Regions from separate parts of the Homo sapiens genome. Here all the other regions are linked to region 1. The links are chromatin contacts, found by Hi-C or POLR2A ChIA-PET in ENCODE. All regions are on one chromosome and are shown on one strand. The core of a region is the stretch at or near the end of the contact, and the rest is flanking DNA. Distances in the headings are between cores, read along the strand shown.

Evidence for each region. Hi-C counts contacts between places; a loop is a spot of excess contacts on that map. ChIA-PET counts read pairs that join two places held with the same protein, here RNA polymerase II (POLR2A). Pooled maps may share reads with other maps.
Region 2: a loop to region 1 is called in a pooled map, with 2.8 times the contacts of the local background. The contact joins the enhancer-like site here to the promoter of PTPN7 in region 1. A Hi-C loop is called at or near these places in 3 of 50 pooled maps. POLR2A ChIA-PET finds 5 or more read pairs at or near these places in 4 of 52 experiments (GM12878, WTC11, activated CD4-positive, alpha-beta T cell and 1 more).
Region 3: POLR2A ChIA-PET joins it to region 1 with 11 read pairs in activated CD8-positive, alpha-beta memory T cell. The contact joins the enhancer-like site here to the promoter of PTPN7 in region 1. POLR2A ChIA-PET finds 5 or more read pairs at or near these places in 3 of 52 experiments (OCI-LY7, activated CD8-positive, alpha-beta memory T cell and activated T-cell).

Annotation. Positions count from the first base shown.
Region 1 is chr1:202,159,352-202,163,774 of GRCh38, forward strand. PTPN7 (protein tyrosine phosphatase non-receptor type 7) reads right to left here and starts at 1,251. Exons shown (of 10, transcript NM_002832.4): 1 at 1,194-1,251; 2 at 1-103. The coding sequence starts at 51. RefSeq lists enhancers at 1-11, 112-201, 462-541, 4,072-4,423.
Region 2 is chr1:202,036,181-202,040,603 of GRCh38, forward strand. No RefSeq gene overlaps it. Among named protein-coding and RNA genes, the nearest start is that of ELF3, 28 kb to the left of the region's middle. Within about 2 kb of position 1,896, at least 2 of the 41 ENCODE cell types and tissues checked have a DNase peak (open chromatin) inside an H3K27ac peak, as active enhancers do.
Region 3 is chr1:202,082,567-202,086,989 of GRCh38, forward strand. No RefSeq gene overlaps it. Among named protein-coding and RNA genes, the nearest start is that of GPR37L1, 38 kb to the right of the region's middle. RefSeq lists enhancers at 2,095-2,854, 2,855-3,614. Within about 2 kb of position 2,670, at least 12 of the 41 ENCODE cell types and tissues checked have a DNase peak (open chromatin) inside an H3K27ac peak, as active enhancers do.

The DNA.
Region 1 (4,423 bases), core at 1-2,500:
AGACAAGGTCAACGGCTGTGCTCTGGAGCGCCCCCCATGGGCTTGGACCATGCTGAGGTGGGGTGCTGGGCCCAGGGGAGGCTCACTCAGCCATGAGGTCTGCCTGAAAGACAGGGCCCTCCGCTGCTGTTCTCTGGCCTGCCTGATTGGCCAGAAGGAGGCTCCCATGCCAGGCCAGGTTTGCACTCTGTTTTCACTGGGGCGTCTTCTGTTCCCCAAGAGGTGGCCTCATTTTCACTAAGGGAAGGACAGGATCTATTTGGTGGGACCCAGGGCAGAAGGCAGTCTCGGGGTAGAGTAACGGCAAGATAAAGGGTAGAGATTGTGGATGAAGATAGGAAAGAATCCAGAAGGAGGAAAAGAGAGAGGGGAGAGAGGCCACACACCAGAGTACACAGGGCTCTGAGCAGGTCCAAGTGGGAGAAGGCAAGGGAGGAAACAGAAAATATGTGTTCTCTAGGACGGAAGGGAGAAAGCACGCAGAAGCCATCTCTGAGCTAACCAGTGGGCCTTCCCCTGAACAGAGAATGGAGGCCTCCAGCAGTGTTGGAGCTGGTTGGGCAGCCAGGCAGGCGGGCTCCTGGACCCCAGCAGGGTCCTCTCCTAACTGCTGCTGTTCCACTCCCAGGTCTGTTTCTGGCTTCTGGGGTCTCTGTCCAGGGAGGTAGGCTGGAGGTGTTTCCTTCCTCCTCCTGCCCATCCCCCCGTCTCCCGCCTCTGTAACCGTCACAGGAAATGGCCTCACCAAGCCCTTGAACGACAGCGCATGGTGAGGCGACAGCTGGGGGCAAGACAGGAGGCATGGAGGTGGTGGGACCATCTCCTCTTGGGGGCAGTCCCTATCTCCCAGAGCCAGGGTCACAGTGGGCGAGGTGGCGGGGGTGTTGAATCACCAAGGCAGCAGGGACGGAGGTGAGGGGACAGAATGGGCCTGGCACAGGTGTGAGTGGTAGAGCGAGGGTCTCTGGTAGCAGAAAAGGTCCCTTCAGCCTCTGCTCTCCTTGTAGCTCCCTGTGGCTTCCCTGCTCACCCCCGTCTTGGGGACATCAGGTCTGTGAGCACCCATACCCCAGCCAGGCACTGTGGCGCCCCACTCGCCCTCCCGCACTCCCTCCTAGAGATGCCCTCTTATATCCCCGGAGTTCGCACCCCCCGGGGCCACAGGACTCCCAGTCCCCCCTTCAGATACTTACTGAAGCAGCTGTGGCCCCCAGGCTGCCTCTTGCCAGCTGTCTGTCTGTCTGTCGGTCTGTCTTTGAGGGCTGAGAAGGCTCCAGGAAGCCAGCTTCCTCCCTCCGCCCCTCCTTGCTGCCACCCACGCACACCCCAGCTGCATTCTGCCCTCCTGTGCCTGCTGCCGCTGCCACCAGGGGTCGGCTGCCTCCCGCCTGTGCCCTTCTGGGGCCCAAGGCCCCGTTCCCTGGGAATGGGTGAGGGGCCAGGCCTTCCCGACCATCCTGCTTTCCCCAGCTTCCAGACCCTCTCCCCTCTTCTGTGTTTCTCCTCTGGGTCTTTGTCACATCCAGCCGCTGCCTACTTGCTGGGCACAGCTCGCCTGACCCCCAGCTCTGTGCTGTCCCACAAAGAACCCAAGGCTCTCCTGCTCAACCTGACCTTGGCCGGAGGCTTATTTCTCCTTCTCTGCTTCTGCCCCACAGCCCTCTCCCTCAAGGCCCTCTCCCTCAAGGCCCTCTCCCTCAAAGCCCTTGCTGCTTCAAGCCTTGGGAATTCATGGCCAAGCACAGACCACATCTTCCCAGAGCAGATGTGGCACAGACTCGGGGTGGGGAAAAAGAAGAAGCAAGAATCCATGCCTCACAATGTGAAGGAAAGGGCCGGGGCCAGGCCAAAAAGGTCGTCTCCACGCCTGTGCCACGGCCCAGCTCTCCACAGCCCACGGCCTGAGTGTAGGCCAGCCCAGCAGGAAGCAGATAGCAGAGTCCACTTGTGGGAGGGAGTCCGAGGGGCTTCCCCTGGGCCCTCAGCCCCCTGCAGGCCTCCTCCCAGAACCCTGACATCTACTTAGAAGACTTACAGACAGTGGACAGTCTCTGGCCCTCACACCAGGGGACTCCCATGTCCTCTTCGCTGCTGGGGTGCCTGGATGCCTGGGACCTGAAGGGTGGCCCCCAAGTCCAAGACTCCTCTGCCCACTGCCCCTGCCTGACCTTGGCAGGCTCCTTGCGGGCCAGCAGCCCAGCCGGTTCATGCTCGCTGCACGCCTCCTTTTACCTTGTAACATTTCAAACGCCCTTCCCTTCCCGGCCCCCAACATGCACAATCCACGTCCTCTTTCTTCCTCCCACTTCCCTGATTCAGCTGTCAAATGGTGACAGCAAAAAAGAAATGAGGTACCCTAGGCACAGGGGGTAGGCATGCCGGAGGGGGTGGTCGGGAGGGGGCTGGCCTTCTGCTGGCCCCTTGAGGAGGAGGGTTGAGACGAAGAACAAGAACAGCCCCCAGAGGCTCAGAAGGCCTCCCAGCACCCGCCCTTGCTCTTGGCAGTGGGGACAGGGGCTGGCTCTTTTTTGAGCCCCTCCATGGCCAGCTGATCCTGGCACCTCCTTCCCTGCAGCCTGCGTTCCTCTCCGGAGTGGGTGGGTTTCCCTGAGGAGGAGGCCGATTAGGGCTGGGAAAGGGGTTGGTTCCCGTGCTCAGGACAGACTGGAGGGAAGCAGGAACCTGGGAATCCCTAACATGCTTGCGAGCAGTGACCTGGAGACTGGCCTCTGCCTCACCCCCCACACCAGTCAGTGTTTCCACTGGTGGGTAGTGGGGGCCCTGGGGACACAGGAGGGGGCAGGTGGGGGTTGGAAAGAGGGCCCGGCTCTGAGCCTATGCTGATTGTTATCAAGAACAGGAAGCTAGGACACCACAGGGGTGGGAGGAGGAAGCGGCAAAGCCCTCCCCACACAGGTCTGCCTGGTCCCCCCAAGTTTCCAGGGTCTGAGCCCTGTTGGCTGTGAGCCCACCCCTTTCCCCCACAGACTGAGGCCTAGCAGTGGCTGGACAGTTGGAAGCTGAGCTTCACAGCAAGGAAGCTGGGAGCCAGGCGATGGGGAAGATAGTTGGGGTTGGGGGTGGGGGTAGTGGCTGAGCATTAGGCAAGACCTCTCAAAGATCCCCTGTTCCCTCTGGGTGGATGTGGGGTAGAGGGGACAGTCACTCCTTGGCTCCTGCCCACTCCTTCTTCCCCTGTGCTTAGGGATACCTGGACATCCATGGAGGTGTGTGGCCAGAGCTCATGAGGGCTGAGGATGCCAACTGCAACCTCAGATGGCACAAGACATGCGTCATCGCCCTGCACCTCCCCCTCCCCAGCCTGGCCTGGTGACTTGGGACGCCCCTCTCTGCCCTCTCTGGAGTGGACTCTGTCCCATCCGGGCTGTTGGAAGGCTCCTGGGCGTGACTCCCTCTCCCCTCCAGAACCTTCCCACCCCTGGGGCCAAAAGGTCACAGCAGCTCTCAAACTTCCATCACTCGAATCGATTTGTGTTCCTGGGTTGAGATTTAGGTTCTAGCCACCCTCGACTCCAGAGAAAGTATAGTAATAGTTGGAAATCAGAAAGATCTATGCATAATGAGTCTAAACGTAGCTTATTAACTGTGTGACCTTGGGCAAATTGCTGAGTCTCAGGCTCCTCCTCAGCTTCCTCCCTCCACTGGGGGATGATCATAGCACCTCCCTTGTCAGCCCATGGTGTGCTTTGCTCACGGAGGAGAGGTTGGGAGTCAGCAGCCAGAGGACCGAGGAGCTGGGAGGAGCTGGCTGGGGAAGTGGGTCTGGGAGCAGCACAGGGTGAGGAGGTCATGGCTGCCGGGTCTCACCTCTCACCAGCCTCCCTCTTCCTCCTCACTGCTGACTTTCTCCCTGAACCCGGGCTGCCGGGGCACTTCCAGCCGAGCACTGAGGAAGTGCAGGAAGGAGTCACTCCCAGGGGTCTCCCAGCATCCCGGGTGGGACAGAGTCCACTCCAGGGAGGACAAAGAGGGGTGTCCCAAGCCACCAGGCCAGGCTGGGGAGGGACTGGTGCAGGGCATGATGCATCTTGAGAGTCAGCCTTGTCCCATCTGAGGCTGTGGTGGGTGCCCTCAGCCCTCCCAAGCTCTGGCCACACACGTCTTGACTCTCTTGTTTTCCCCTCTAGTGATTCCCAGTTCCAGGGCTGTGAGCCGCAGCTCCCTGCCCCAAGTGTCAGAAGCGCCCCCCTCCCTAGCCCAGGCCCGGGGAAAGGCGGACATTACATCTGGAATTCCCAGAAGTCGTTGCTCTTTGCCAGCCCCTAGGGAGTAGGGAGCTCCTTGCTGGGGAGCAGTTGGCCCCCAGAGGCAAAGGCTGCCACCTTTTAACAATCCAAGGGGAGGATCCTGGGGAGAGAGTCAGCTGCCTGGGGCCAGGACTGCTGGGTCCTGCACACTCCAG
Region 2 (4,423 bases), core at 646-3,145, 120 kb before region 1:
ATTACAGGCGCGCACCACCATGCCCGGCTAATTTTCACATTTTTAATAGAGATGGGGTTTTGCCATGTTGGCCAGGCTGGTTTTGAACTGCTGACTTCAACTGATCCACCTGTCTGGGTCTCCCAAAGTGCTGGGATTACAGGCGTGAACACAGCATGTTTCCGTTTTCAAAATAAGATATGTCCTAATTGCTGTGAATTTTTAAAAGAGAATTATTTTCCATGACACATTCTGTTTTCAGATGTACTGACTTTAGGAGTTGGTAAATAGTCCTCTAGCAATGCAAATGCAAATTATATATTAAAATATGAATTTTTTTCTCCAGAAACATCACAAGATTCTGGATTTTTAAAATCATAAAGCTAACAAATTATACATATATGTATGTAAAGATGTGTGGTGTGTATTACACACGTGTATAGGTACAAATCTTGAAAGAACACAATGGGGGGGCCAGGCATGGTGGCTCACACTTGTAGTCCCAACACTTTGGGAGGCTGAGGCAGGCAGATCACTTCAGCCCAGGAGTTTGAGACCAGCCTGGGCAACATAGTGAGATCCTGTCTCTAAACAAAACAAAACAAAACAAAACAAAAGCCTGGCATGGTAGTGCATACCTGTTGTCTCAGCTACTCAGGAGGCTGAGGTGCGAGGACCGCTTGAACCTGGGAGGTTGAGGCTGCAGGGAGCCACGATTTCGCCACTATACTGTAACCTAGGTGAGGGAGGGAGATCCTGTCTCAAAAAAACAAACAAAAAAACTATAAAAGAAAGACATTCAATAAAACACATCAGGATTGATGATCATGTATATACTGATTTATTCACAAATATTTAACGAGCTACTATTATCTATGGAGTACTGTGCTAGATACTGAAGGTACAAAGTGGGAAGAGAACAGAGTGATCCCTTCTCTCAAGGCTTTATAGCGTGTGAGATTAGCAGATGACATCCAGTGAACCGCACCATTGAGTGAGGCCTGGCTGCTAGTTAGAGATCAACTGAATCAGGAAGGATAATCAATTGGTTTGCAGGGCTGGGCTGCATGGAGGTATCCAAGGCACAGATGGAGCAGTAGCACCTTCCACAGGCCTGGGGCACACAGGGCCACTCAGCACGAGGGCCCATCCCTGGCAATGAACGTGCTCCTTGGAGAGAAATCTCACATCCCAGTATTTCTGGATCATTGTGCCTAGAGACCATAGTGGTAGGAGTGATATGGTTTGCCGTGTCCCCACCCAAATCTGAACTTGAATTGTATCTCCTAGAATTCCCATGTGTTGTGGGAGGGGCCTAGGAGGAGGTAATTGAATCATGGGGGCCCGTCTTTCCTGTGCTATTTTCGGGATAGTGAATAAGTCTCACAAGATCTGATGGGTTTATCAGGGGTTTCTGCTTTTGCTTCTTTCCCATATTCCCTTGCTGCTGCCATGTAAGAAGTGCCTTTCATTTCCCACCATGATTCTGAGGCCTCCCCAGCCATATGGAACTGTAAGTCCAATTAAACCTCTCTTTCTTCCCGGTCTCGGGTATGTCTTTATCAGCAGTGCGAAAACGGACTAATATGAGGAGTCTGCCTACTGCAACCTTGAGTGAGGATTCTCTGCAAGGACCTCAGTCCTCCAGGGAGATTGGCTCCCTCTCTGTTCTGGAAATGGCTTTGTTTTCAGCCCAAGTCCCTGGGGATTTCCCAATCTCAGTCTTTTCACTGCACAGATCCTGCCCTAAGTATTATCACTGCTGCTGACTCAGAACCTTCAGATATGGGACATCTAGTCATTGGGTTCTACTTGGTTTCTGGGATGTATATGGATCCACAACAGTACGAGGTCCCTTGGATGGCTTTGTTTGGGCACATTCCAAGCCTGCTGGTGCCATTTTCCCACACCAGTCAGATAAGTGTGAGAAAATGGCACCAGCAGGCTTCTAATGCAGCCCACAGATGGGCCACCTATCAGCTGTTTGTCAGGTGTGTACAGAGCAGATGGCTAGCCCTGTGTCAAAGGCCTGGGAGCACTAAGGCTCCCAGGAGAGCTCAGTGGCACCTGCTTGGTTCTTTGGATGGGGAGCTTGCATTTGACCCCTTTTCCACCTCCTCTTTCTCCTGTTCCCAACGTGTGTCCTGAATTTCACAGATTAGCAGATCTAGTTATCCCCACAGACAGAGATGAGGGAGAAGTCCTCTGTTCTCACAGCCTGTTGAATTTCCATCTTTAGTCACCCTGTACCATTGCCACATCTGCAGACATCCTAAATTCTAATATATTTTAATGTTTTCTATTTATTTATTTGTATTTTTTTGAGATGGAGTCTTGCTCTGTTGCCCAGGCTGGAGTGCAGTGGCACAATCTTGGCTCACTGCAAACTCCTCCTCCTGGGTTCAAGTGATTCTCCTGTCTCAGCCTCCCAAGTAGCTGGGATTACAGGTGTGCGCCACCACACTTAGCTAGTTTTTGTATTTTAAATAGAGACAGGGTTTTGCCATGTTGGCCAGGCTGGTCTTGAACTCCTGACCTCAAGTGATCCACCCACTTTGGCCTCCCAAAGTGTTGGGATTACAGGCATGAGCCACTGCACCTAGCCTGATGTTTTCTCTTTAAATAGACTCCCCTTTACATCATAAGTGAAACAAGTCAGACATGAAAGAACAATTATTCTATGTGATACCTAGAATAGGCAAATTTACAGAGACAGAAAGTAGAATGGTGGTTGGTAGGAGCTGTTAGGAGGGGATGTGGCGAGGCAAGAATGGGGAGCTAGTGTTTAATGGGTACAGAGTTGCAGTTAGGGAAGATGAAAATGTTCTGAAGATGGGTGGTGGAAATGGCTGAACCACAATGTGGCTATCCTTTTTTTATTATTATTATTAAGATGCAGTGTCTTGACCAGGCTGGAGTGCAGTGGTATGGCTCACCCCACCCTCAATCTCCTGGGCTCAAGTGACCTTTGACCTCAGCCTCCCAAGTAGTTGGGACTACAGGCATGCACCACCACACCCAGATAATTTTTAGCTTTTGTATAGTGATGAGATCTCCCTTTGTTGCCCAGGCTGGTCTCAAACTCCTGGGTTCAAGTGATTCTCAGCCCTGCAAAGTGCTGGGATTACAGGTGTGAGTCACCGTGCTCAGCCTCCACAATGTGAATATACTTTAATGCCACAGAACTGTTTTTTTAAAATGGGACCTACAGCCAGGCGTGGTGGCTCACGCCTGTAATCCCAGCACTTTGGGAGGCCGAGGCAGGCAGATCACGAGGTCAGGAGATCGACACCATCCTGACTAACATGGTGAAACCTTGTCTTTACTAAAAATACAAAAAATTAGCTGGGCATGGTGGCGGGTGCCTGTAGTCCCAGCTACATTGGAGGCTGAGGCAGAAGAATGGCGTGAACCCTGGAGGTGGAGCTTGAAGTGAGCCAAGACCGCACCACTGCACTCCAGCCTGGGTGACAGAGCGAGACTCTGTCTCAAAATAAATAAATAAATAAATAAATAAAATGGGATCTTCCAGACAGCTGAATACATGGAGGTTCCCAGAGGGTGGTGTGCCCAGGGAGGGTGTAGAAGCTCCATGCCCCTTCCCACATGCCTTGCCCTACACATCTCTCTGTCTGTATCCTTTGTAATATCCTTGATCATAAAGCAGCAAACTTGGCCGATTGCAATTCTGGCAACTCTGGCCCAACTCAACCCTCTCTTTGGACCACAGCTGAGAAACGAAACCATCTGGTATCTGATGCATCATTGACCTTAAGGATGAAGACATGCTCCACAATACTCATAAGGTCATGGGAAGAGAATTCCTTCCAGGTGCAAAATCACCTCCAAATCCAAATCACCTTTCTTGACTTGCCTATTTTGGGCATCAGCCACCTTAAATGTTAAGACTGCATTTGAGTATCTTATTCAACAATGCAGTATTCCTTCTTTTTTTTTTTTTTTTTTTTTTGAGACGGAGTCTTGCTCTGTCACCCAGGCTGGAGTGCAGTGGCGTGATCTCGGCTCACTGCAAGCTCCGCCTCCCGGGTTCACGCCATTCTCCTGCCTCAGCCTCCCCAGCAGCTGGGACTACAGGCGCCTGCCGCCACGCCCGGCTAATTTTTTGTATTTTTAGTAGAGACAGGGTTTCACCGTGTTAGCCAGAATGGTCTCGATCTCCTGACCTTGTGATCCGCCTGCCTCGGCCTCCCAAAGTGCTGGGATTACAGGCGTAAGCCACCGTGCCCAGCTACAATGCAGTATTTCTTCTGTCACTTTTTTTTTTTTTTTTGAGATGGAGTCTCCCACTGTCGCCCCGAGCTGGAGTGCAATGGTGTGATCTCGGCTCACTGCAACCTCTGCCTCCCGGGTTCAAGTGATTCTCCTGCCTCAGCCTCCCAAGTAGCAGGGATTACAGGCGCCCACCACCACGCCCGGCTACTTT
Region 3 (4,423 bases), core at 1,420-3,919, 75 kb before region 1:
TGCAGTGGTGTGATCTCGGCTCACTGCAACCTCTACCTCCCAGGTTCAAGCAATTCTCGTGCCTCAGCCTCCTGAGTAGCTGAGATTACAGGCGCATGCCACCATGCCCCGCTAATTTTTGTATTTTTAGTAGAGACGGGGTTTCGCCATGTTGGCCAGGCTGGTCTTGAACTGCTGACCTCAGGTGATCTGCCCACCTCAGCCTCCTGAAGTGCTGGGATTACGGGAGTGAGCCACCGCCCGGCCTGGGAAGACTAGTTTTCATGTGTATTTGTAGTAGGCCTGCTTTTGATGCTATCTCAGTGCATTGCATTGAACTCTGCATTTATTCATATCCCGGGCTATCAGCTTTTTTGTTTGTTTGTGTGTTTGTTTGTTTGTTTGTTTGTTTGTGACAAAATCTTGCTCTGTTGCCCAGGCTGGAGTGCAGTGACGTGATCTCGGTTCACTGCAACCTCTGCCTCCTGGGTTCAAGTGATTCTGCTGCCTCAGCCTGCTGAGCAGCTGGGATTACAGGCGCATGCCACCATGCCTGGCTAATTTTTGTATTTTTAGTAGAGACAGGGTTTCACCATGTTGGCCAGGCTGGTCTCAAACTCCTGACTCAAGTGATCCACCCATCTAGGCCTCCCAAAGTGCTGGGATTACAGGAGTAAGCCACTGTGCCTGGTCAGCCACCTTCAGCCATCACTGGCTTGTCAGTTCTTACGTATTCCACTTCCGCTTGATTGTAAGCTTCCTCCGGGGAAGGACGGGGTCTCCCAGACATTTGAATTAACGGTGATCTTTGCAAAAAGCCAGGAACCCCTGTGGGTGATTGCTGGCAGGGAGACAAGCTACACAGGAAAGAGCAGGGATCTGTCTGTGGCCTGGGGGTTAGGAGACCTAACAAAAGTTTTCTCACTCGGAGGCTCGGTCTCCCCATCTGTAAAAGGATATGGACTGGACTACATGGATTTTTTTTTTTTTTTTTTTTTTTTGAGAAGGAGTTTCGCTCGTGTCGCCCAGGCTGGAGTGTAATGGCACGATCTTGGCTCACTGCAACCTCCGTCTCTCAGGTTCAAGCAATTCTCCTGCTTCAATCTCCCCAGTAGCTGGGATTACAGGCATGCGCCACCATGCTGGGTGAATTTTTGTATTTTTAGTAGAGACGGGTTTTCACCATGTTGGCCAGGCTGGTCTCGAACTCCTGACCTTAGGCGATCCACCCGCCTCAGCCTCCCAAAGTGCTGGAATTACAGGCATGAGCCACCGCACCTGGCCGATTCTTTTTTTTTTTTTTTTTTTTTTTTTTTTGAGACGAAGTCTCCCTCTTGTCCCCCAGGCTGGAGTGCAGTGGCAGGATCTCAGCTCACTGCAACCTCCGCCTCCCGGGTTCAAGTGATTCTCCTGCCTCAGCCTCCTGAGTAGCTGGGATTACAGGCGCCTGCTACCACGCCTGGCTAATTTTTGTATTTTTAGTAGAGACAAGGGTTTCACCATGTTGGCCAGGCTGGTCTCGAACTCTGGCCTCAGGTGATCCGCCTGCCTTGGCCTCCCAGAATGCTGGGATTACAGGTGTGAGCCACCACACCTGGCCAAGGCCGATTCTTAAATTATGTTTGAAATACTAACAGAATCAGGCCAGGTGTGGTGGCTCACGCTTGTAATCCTAGCACTTTGGGAGGCCAAGGCCGGTGGATCATGAGGTCAGGAATTCGAGGCCAGCGTGGCCAAGATGGTGAAACCCCGTCTCTACTAAAAATACAAAAATTAGCTGGGCGTGGTGGCGCATGCCTGTAGTCCCAGCTACTTGGGAGGCTGAGGCAGGAGAATCACTTGAACCGGAGAGGCGGAGGTTGTGGTGAGCCAAGATCGTGCCATTGCACTCCAGCCTGGGCGACAGGAGCGAAACCCCGTCTAAAAAAAAAAAAAAAAAAAAAGAAATACCAACATAATCTATAGATACCTCCAGAATAATGAGTTGGTGCACAAAACTTTGCGTGTGACTGAGAGGAACAGGTTCACAAGCCCCTAAATTTGTCCCTAAGAGCTTGTCCAGTTCTAATAATGTGATTTTTGTGCACCGATTGTAGCACTAGCCCAGAAAGGCTCCAACCTTGGAGGACAGACTTGGTTTTAATCTCCAGGTGAGTGATTTAGGACTTGTTTTTGTTGCGTTCTGGAAAAGGTGTGTGGATATGTTTTTGGAGGCAAAGGAGGAGTTTGTGGTCTGGAGCCTGCATGTTTTCAGCCTCCAGGCCTGGTTACGTTGGCTTGATGGAGAAGGGAAGGCCCACGTGGGAGTGGAGCCAGCCAGTCTTTCCTGTGTGGGCGATGCAGGGGACGGTGGGGAGGGCCACAAGGTGGAGGAGGAGGAGGAATCGCGAGGTGGGAAGGGGCTGGGTGGTGACAGGCAGAGGGCTAGAGAGCTGTGGGCAGAACAGGGACCCCGTCCCATGTGTCTCTGGGCAGAGATTCACTCCACGCCAAAGCAAATAGGGAGAAGAGGCCCCTGTGAGTCTGAAGGGTGGTTCCCCCCTTGACTGAAGATCCCGGAGATGGGGGGTGGCCCTGGGCCAAATCAGGCACCTCCCTTTCTCACCAGGTAGTGCCTCCCTGCACGTTCACACCCAATGCTGTGTTGTCAGGGGCTGTAACCTGAGCCCTGGGTGCCAGGAGGGGGAGACCCACCCGGTCCTCCTCCTGTCCCCCCCAGCTCCCTTCCCTCTCCAAGGGCTCACACAGGCCCAGCCCATGGAAGAAATGGTGTTCTCAGTGGGTTTGGAACAGGTAAAGATTAGGAGCAGATGACAGGTTGTCAGTGGCTTCGAGGGCAACTACATAATCCCCAGCACCCAAGCTGCAGTGCACTTTGATCCAGCCTCTGAAGGCTTGATTATGAGACACAGCCCATGTTTCCATAAAGGGGAGAACAATTGTTTCCAGCACAGACAAAGGACTCTTTGTATAGCCCTGGGACCCGAGCCCCAGGAGGCACTCGGGGAGAGGAAGGACAGCCCCACCCCGGGTAGGGAAGGGGGTAGGGGCAGGGCAGTGCTGGGTGAGGCAGCTGCCTGGCTCCCATTGAGCTTGCCCATGATGGGCAAAGGGCATTAATGATGTCCCGCTGCTGGCACAGGGGCCTCAGACAGGGGTGAAAGGGGGCTTTTTTCTGAATTGCTCCAGCCTCATGCTCAAAATGCATGCAGTTTTATCTTTGTCGAGGCCGATGTTGGGGTATCTAGTGCCCCCCTACATTTGGGGAAGGGCTGGCTCCTCATTGGCAGGTTTCCACATCTATCAAACAGGCAGCAGGGTAGGGAGCAGGATTTGCTGTGCAGAGTGGGAGTTAGAACTTAGAGAGCATTTGGAAGTAGGCATGAAGAAGGGGCACGTTGGGATGGGGACGAGGTAGTGAGTCTGGATGCAGCAGTGTGTGTCCCTTGTGGAGCTGCCTCCTCCTCCTCCCCCCAGCCCTCACAGTTTCCCTGGGGCCTGAACATAGGATGACCTCAGAGTTTGCAAAACAAATCCGACTGTTGGAGAGCGTGAGGACTTTGCTTTGCTCCCCTTTCCTGCTTGGGAGAGAAGTCTGGATTGGTGAGGGCTTCTGCCCCCCTCATCCATTTGTTAGTTAAATCCAGCCCCTTCCCTGCCTCCCATTCCTTCTGTCCACATGTCAGGAGGCGTGGGCTGGGCCCTAGGCTGGCCTCCCAGTCAGAGGCAGCCATAGTGCAGGGAGTTGGCTTGACCCTGAGAAATTCCAGAAACACATCTGTTTAGGAGGATGAAGGCCAGGTTTGGGATCTTATTGGGGCTGCACCTGTGGAGACCAGAATGGCTCATTTTAGGGGGAAGGTAAGTAGAAAGTGTTAAATGCCAGCTCCTCAAAATCACTAGTACAATCTACTGATATCACAAAGCACAGTTTATTGCTCACCTTGGTGAGGGAGACAGAGATTTGGCAGTCTCTCCAAGTGGGGAAGGTAAGGTTGTTGGAAGTTTGGTTTAAGATGGATCTTGCAGTGCAGGGGCTTTGATTAGGACTGGGTAAGGATCGCCATTTCACAGTCAAGAATTGGTACAAACATCAAGGCCAGGATTTTTGAGACAAGGGATTCAAACAATGTTAGGAAGCAAGCTCAAAGTAGATGCTTCCATTGAAGATTTGATGGTTTTGTGGGAAGTTCCCCTAGTGAACAATCAGGTCTTTTACCTGGGCGGAGTCTATTGGAATAATAAAGTTATGCTAATGAAGACCATGGACTAGCAAAGTCACGTTAATGTAACCATCAGTTGTGTCTGTAGTAGGTAGTTTCCATTTTAGGTGTAAGTTTAGAGGGTGTGAGGGTAAAAGCTCTTTAGGGGCTGGTCTGGAGTTTGGGGTGGGGAATGGCAGGAGGGTCTATGGTCCTGAACAGCAATGACCAGACTGCAGGGC